Regions from separate parts of the Homo sapiens genome. Here region 1 is linked to region 2. Evidence: read pairs that join two places in POLR2A ChIA-PET (ENCODE). Cell type or tissue: GM12878. All regions are shown on one strand. Links, peaks and the distances in the headings refer to the core of each region. The heading gives the core; the rest is flanking DNA.

Region 1 (2,907 bases), core at 312-2,811, 140 kb after region 2:
CATCTGGAGATTCCACAGCCTTTTAGAAGTGTCAGAGAATGGAACAACAAATGCAATAACAAGGATTGCCCAAATGATCAGGGCCTTAGGCTTCTAGCCTTTATCCTGAAAGTGCTTTAGCCCTCTCCTCCTAGAGGCCTAGATTTACAAAGCTCTTGACAGCTGTGCTCTGGGACAAATTGAATTCTGACATAAAACACTTTCTTGAGATTTGAAAATGCTACCTTTTCTCCCCTTTACTCTGTTCCCTAAACAAGGGGTTGCTGGAAACATCCTTGGTAAGTTTCATAAGATTGTCTGTTTCATATGATGCTTATAAATTTCATAGTCAATGACTTTGTTGTGCAAAAAAAAATGTAACTTTATTTTCTCCATAATTAAACTTAGCTTTTCAATCTCGATTTCTTTTGGTGGCAGAAATTTAATCTGACCAACAAGGTAAACAAAGTTTCTTGCTGCTGTTTTTTTTTCCAACTGAGAATCTTCCGTCTCCCATCCTTCTTCCTCTTCTCTTCTCCAGCTCTTCCCAGGGTCCCTCTGCATTCTGGAAGGCTGGAGAGTGATTGAGCAGTCAGGAGATGCAGGATTCTCACTCATGATTGACCCTGACCCCTGCTAGCCACTGATGAGGTGCATTTCAACTTTCTGGTCACTGCCGGCTCACTTGTCCTGCCATGTCCTCCTGGGTCAGGGCTGTGACTCTGTCCCCTTTGTCCCACCCTAAGCTTCTCTGAGCCTTCCAGGCCAGGGGCTACTTGGAAAGACTGGTGGTGTTCCCAGGCACACCTCCCTCCTGCTCCCCTGCACCTACAGTCCTCCCTCTTCCCAGGCAGGATGGACGCCCTATTGGGGTCATTCTCAGATGTCTAGCTTTCTGGCTCACATCTTTCACTTTATTCTCCCATGAATGTCTATCTGATTTTCTCTCAGTATGTGGGAAGCTAGTTCTTAAAAATTATCATTAATTCAAAAAATGCATATATTACTAATGGTATCATCCTTATCCCCATTGTCTTTGGGGGTTTAACCTTAGGAGCACCTTCTCCCTCCCACACTCAGATCCTTTCCTCTCAAAAAGTCCAGATCCTGAAATGCACTTTCAGAATGATTATGTCTGTTATGAGTTAAAAAAAAAAAAAAAAAAAAAAAGAGTACTGAGGAACTCAACTGACTTGTTTGTTTAAACTCTATTCACCCTCCCCTGCAGGCAGTGAGCATGGATGATGATGATTGCTGGCAAAACAGGGGAGTGGTAGTGAAGGTTAGAAAGCCAGGGACTGGGGACACTTGTGCTGCCAGGGTGTTCTCTGAGCAATGATGCTGCTTGTGGTGAATTCCCATTCACCTCCAGAATGGGTTTCTGGCTTTGCTGAGAAAGGCTTTTATTGGGTGTCATTAGTAATTCTGTCAAAGGTGGTGGGGAGGCGGGGAAACTTCCCATGCTAAGAATCAAATCAAGAAACCCTTTCTGGGGAATAATGAGAGCCACGTTCTTTCTAATGTGATATGAAAGCACTGAATATTTGTTACTGCTTTTACAGAAATGATTAATTCTCAATCTATGTCAGAGAGATTCTCAGTGCTGATTTTCAGATGATGGCATTGGGAAATAGGCATCACTGCATGAAGTTGCTACCCCTTGTGCAGGCCTCCCTGGTGGCCTGTGTCATTGTCGTGGGCTTCAACTGCTAGATTGTGAACTGCCCCCCACCGCCCCCACCCCCAGGGGTGGATCAGGTGCTGGAAGGCAGGGTCTGCAGGGTGGCCGTGGAGAGGGGTGTGGTGCAGCTGAAAAGGAATAAGCTCCAGGGAGGGCAGGAAAAGCAATGAGATCAGCTCAGCCAAATCTAGTCCAGCCACAGCTTTTAGCTGGAGAGCATTGACAAGCTGTCCCAGGATTAAAAGGGGGTTTTGTGAAGAACATCACTTGGGTGAGAGGCTCATAGGCATCCTGCAAGACCAGCTAAAGGCTACATAGGAATTACAGCAAGCTGCAGCAGGATGGCCTCCAGTTTCAGAAGGGCCACGCCAACTTGGAGAGCGATGCATCTGACCCAGTACATTGACTGAACGAAGGAGGCAAAGGAGCTATGTGAGGAGCCCACAGAAGAGGTCACCAAAAAGGGAAATGAAGCTGTAGCTTCCAGACACCTGAGTGGAAAAAAAGACCAGAGTCAGCAGCTCCAAGCCAAAAATAGAACACAAGCTCTCTTTCAAGTAAGGTGACAGTGGTGCTTGTTTATTCTTGAGTATAATTTTGTGTGAAAAAAAGCAGCCTGTAGGAAGAGTCCCTCTTCCACTGTGAAGGAGAGGCTGGTTGCAGGTAGAGAACTCTGTCTGGGTTCCCTCTGGAGTTCTCCTCTTCTCCACACATGGGGTAGAGCGCTGTTTCCAGCCTGTTATTCCTATTCTCACTGGTACCCACTGAATGACTATGTACTGTGCACTCCCGATTCTGACAATCAATGGTCTAGAACAGCAGTCCCCAGGCCCAGGCCACAGATTGGTACTGGTCCATGACCTGTTACGAACCGAGCCACACAGCAGAAGGTGAGTGGTGGGCGAGTGAGAAGCTTCATCTGTATTTACAGCCACTCCCCATTGCTGACATTACCACCTGAGCTCCGCCTCCTGTCAGGTCAGCCACAGCATTAGATTCTCATACAAGTGCAAACCCTATTGTGAACTGCGCATGCCAGGGATCCAGGTTGCACGCTCCTTATGAGAACCTAATGCCTGATGATCTGTCACTGTCTCCCATCACTCACAGATGGGACCATCAAGTTGCAGGAAAACAAGCTCAGGGCTCCCACTGATTCTACATTATGGTGAGTCGTATAATTATTTCATTATATATTACAATGTAACAATAATAGAAATAAAGTGCACAATAAATGTAATGCACTT
Region 2 (2,907 bases), core at 323-2,822:
CTTGCTCTGTCATCCAGCCTGGAGTGCAGTGGTGATATTATGGCTCACTGCAGTGCAGTCTCAACCTCCTGGGCTCAAGCAATCCTCCTACCTCAGCCTTCTGAGTACCTGTGACCACAGGCACACACCACCGTGCCCAGTTAATTGTTTTTTTTTTGTAGAGATTAAAAAATATGTAAGATCTCACCATACCGCCCAGGCTGATCTCAAATTCCTGGACTCAAATGATCCTCCTGCTTCAGCCTCCCAAAGTGCTGGGTTTATAGGCATAAGCCACTGTGCATGGCCTTGTTATGTGTGTACACACACACACACACACACACACACACACACACACATGTTTTTTGAGACAGGGTCTCATTCTGTCACCCAGGCTGGAGTGCAGTGGCACGATTTCAGCTGACTCCCCAGCTCAAGGGATCCTCCTGCCTCAGCCTCCTGAGCAGCTGGGACCATAGGCCCAGGCCACCATGCTCGGCTAATTTTTTTTTTTTTTTTGTATTTTTGGTAGAAGTGGGGTTTCGCCATGCTGCCCAGGCTGGTCTCGAACTCCTGGCCTCAAGTGATCCGCCCACCTCAGACTCTGGAAGTGCTGGGATTACAGGCGTTAGCCACCTTGCCCAGCCCCTGTTATGTCTATTTTAACACACATACATCCATCATCCCCCGCCAAGAACTGACCTAAACCAATAAGTTATTCCTGAGGTGCTAAATTGCCACCATGGCCCTTTAGGAATTTTTTTTTTAAATTGAGATGGAGTCTCGCTCTGTTGCCCAGGCTGGAGTGTAGTGGCATGATCTCAGCTCACTGCAACCTCTGCCTCCTGGGTTCAAGCGATTCTCATGCCTCAGCCATCTGAGTGGTTGGGATTACAGGCGACCACCACCATGCTCAGCTAATTTTTGTATTTTTAGTAGAGATGGGCCATGTTGTCCAGGCTGGTCTCAAGACTCCTGGCCTCAAGTGATCTGCCCGCCTTGGCCTCCCAAAGAACTGGGATTACAAGTGTGAGCCATCGCGCCTGGCCTAGAAATTTTTTTAAAGGAAAGATGCTGGGACATCTCATGGAACTGAAAGACCAGCTGAAGCTCCCAGCCTGGAGCTGGGGCAGGAAGTGAGGCAGTTCCAGGGACCTCAGGACAGAAGTTCATAGACCTCTTTCCTTGGGACACTGCCAGAAACTCACTTCTGCTCTAGCAGCAACCAGACTGAGTTTCTCAGGTCCAAATTTCAAATCTCTCTGAGAGTCTGATTGGCCAGCTAGATGAGATGGCCATCCTGGGAAGATGAGCTTGGGCTGGGGAGGCAGCTCGTTTTTTTTTTTTTTTTTTTTTTGAGACAAGAGTCTCTCTCTGTCGCCCAGGCTGGAGTGCAGTGGCACGAACTCGGCTCACTGCAAGCTCCGCCTCCTGGGTTCATGCCATTCTCCTGCCTCAGCCTCCCGAGTAGCTGGGACTACAGGCGCCCGCCACCACGCCCGGCTAATTTTTTTGTATTTTTAGTAGAGACAGGGTTTCACCGTGTTAGCCAGGATGGGCTCGATCTCCTGAGCTCGTGATCTGCCCCCCTCGGCCTCCCAAAGTGCTGGGATTACAGGCGTGAGCCACCGCGCCGGCCAAGGGAGGAGGCTCGGGTTTTAACAACATGGCCACTGGGGGGCAGTTATGAGTCAGTTTACCAGAATCCAATTCATTGGCCCGTTTTCAGCTTGACACTTCACTGCATTTATTTGTTTCTCTTAACCATCCGGTCTTAATTACCTGTCTTAACCATCCGGTCTTAATTACCTGGCTTTTGTTTTGTCTTCACAACAGCGTTTTGGGAGAATGTTGAATCCAAGCGAGCTGAGTCAGCTGTCTGCTGTTAAGCTGGAGACAGAGGGGAAGATTGAATATAAATGGCCCCCAACCTTGACAAAAGTCTCAAGAAATGTGGAGAAGCCCCTGAAAAAAACTGAGATTAAGCTTCTTTCACCCTAGCAGAAAAAAAAGCAGGAGGTTAGGAATCAAGCTGTCAAATAAGGGAGTTTTATTTATTGCATGTTTGGGTTTTGGACTAAGAGTTTACCCCTAGCCGTGTCTCATACCCTTTCTTTCCCTGTCCTGCAAAGCTTAACATGGGAGGTAGAGATTTGTGTCTCTTCTTCTTCTTCTTCTCTCTCTCTCTCTTTTTTTTTTTTTTCCAATCAGGCACTCTCTGTACCCCTGCCACCCTGAGGAAGACAAAATATGAGAGGATCTAGCAAAGTCTCTGCAAAAATGATTAATGTGAATATTCCCATCCGGACTTCCTATGAAAAAGTTGCATTATAAAATGAAAGAATAATTGAAGAAAATATAGATCCAGAAAAATCCATAAAGATGGACAGGAAAAATCAAGAGTTCTATGGGGCTCTTAATGGGTCAAGACCCAGAGGGCAAAGATCATCTGGAAGGCTGGAAACTGGCTAAGTATTTAGAATGGCTTGTGTACTGGTGTGAAGTGAGGAATTGAAAGAGAGCAGGAGAAGGATGTGAAATATATTTTTCTGTGTATTAAGAGTGCACTGGCCGGATGTGGTGGCTCACGCCTGTAATCCCAGCACTTTTGGAAGGCTGAGGCAGGTGGATTGCTTGGGCACACGAGTTTGAGACCAGCCTGGGCAACATGGTAGAATCCCGTCTCTACCAAAAATACAAAAATTAGCCAGGTGTGGTGGCGCAAGCCTGTAGTCCCAGCTACTCGGGAGGCTGGGGTGGGAGGATCACTTGAGCCTGGGAGGTGGAGGTTACAGTGAGCCAAGATCAAGTGAGCCAAGATCACACCACTGCACTCCAGCCTGGGTGACAGAGTAAGACCCTATCTCAAAAAAATAAAAATATAAATATAAAAATAAAAGAGCGTACCTCTGCCCACGTCCCTTAACT

Evidence for each region. Peaks named below come from ENCODE experiments on the same cell type or tissue, not always from the same donor. Only the 100,000 strongest peaks of a DNase experiment are listed, where the experiment ranks them.
Region 1: POLR2A ChIA-PET joins it to region 2 with 7 read pairs; 2 of 35 experiments call an interaction of 5 or more read pairs at or near these places.

Annotation. Positions count from the first base shown.
Region 1 is chr17:36,116,518-36,119,424 of GRCh38, forward strand. LOC101927369 (a long non-coding RNA gene) reads right to left here. Exons shown (of 3, transcript XR_243796.5): 3 at 337-552. It also overlaps the pseudogene LOC100419980. Among named protein-coding and RNA genes, the nearest start is that of CCL4, 14 kb to the left of the region's middle. In GM12878, for the core only: no CTCF peak of the experiment used is centred there; a DNase peak (open chromatin) is centred at 1,319.
Region 2 is chr17:35,974,487-35,977,393 of GRCh38, forward strand. CCL16 (C-C motif chemokine ligand 16) reads right to left here. Exons shown (of 3, transcript NM_004590.4): 3 at 2,013-2,907. Among named protein-coding and RNA genes, the nearest start is that of CCL16, 5.6 kb to the right of the region's middle. In GM12878, for the core only: a CTCF peak has its summit at 1,679 (motif pointing right); a DNase peak (open chromatin) is centred at 1,699.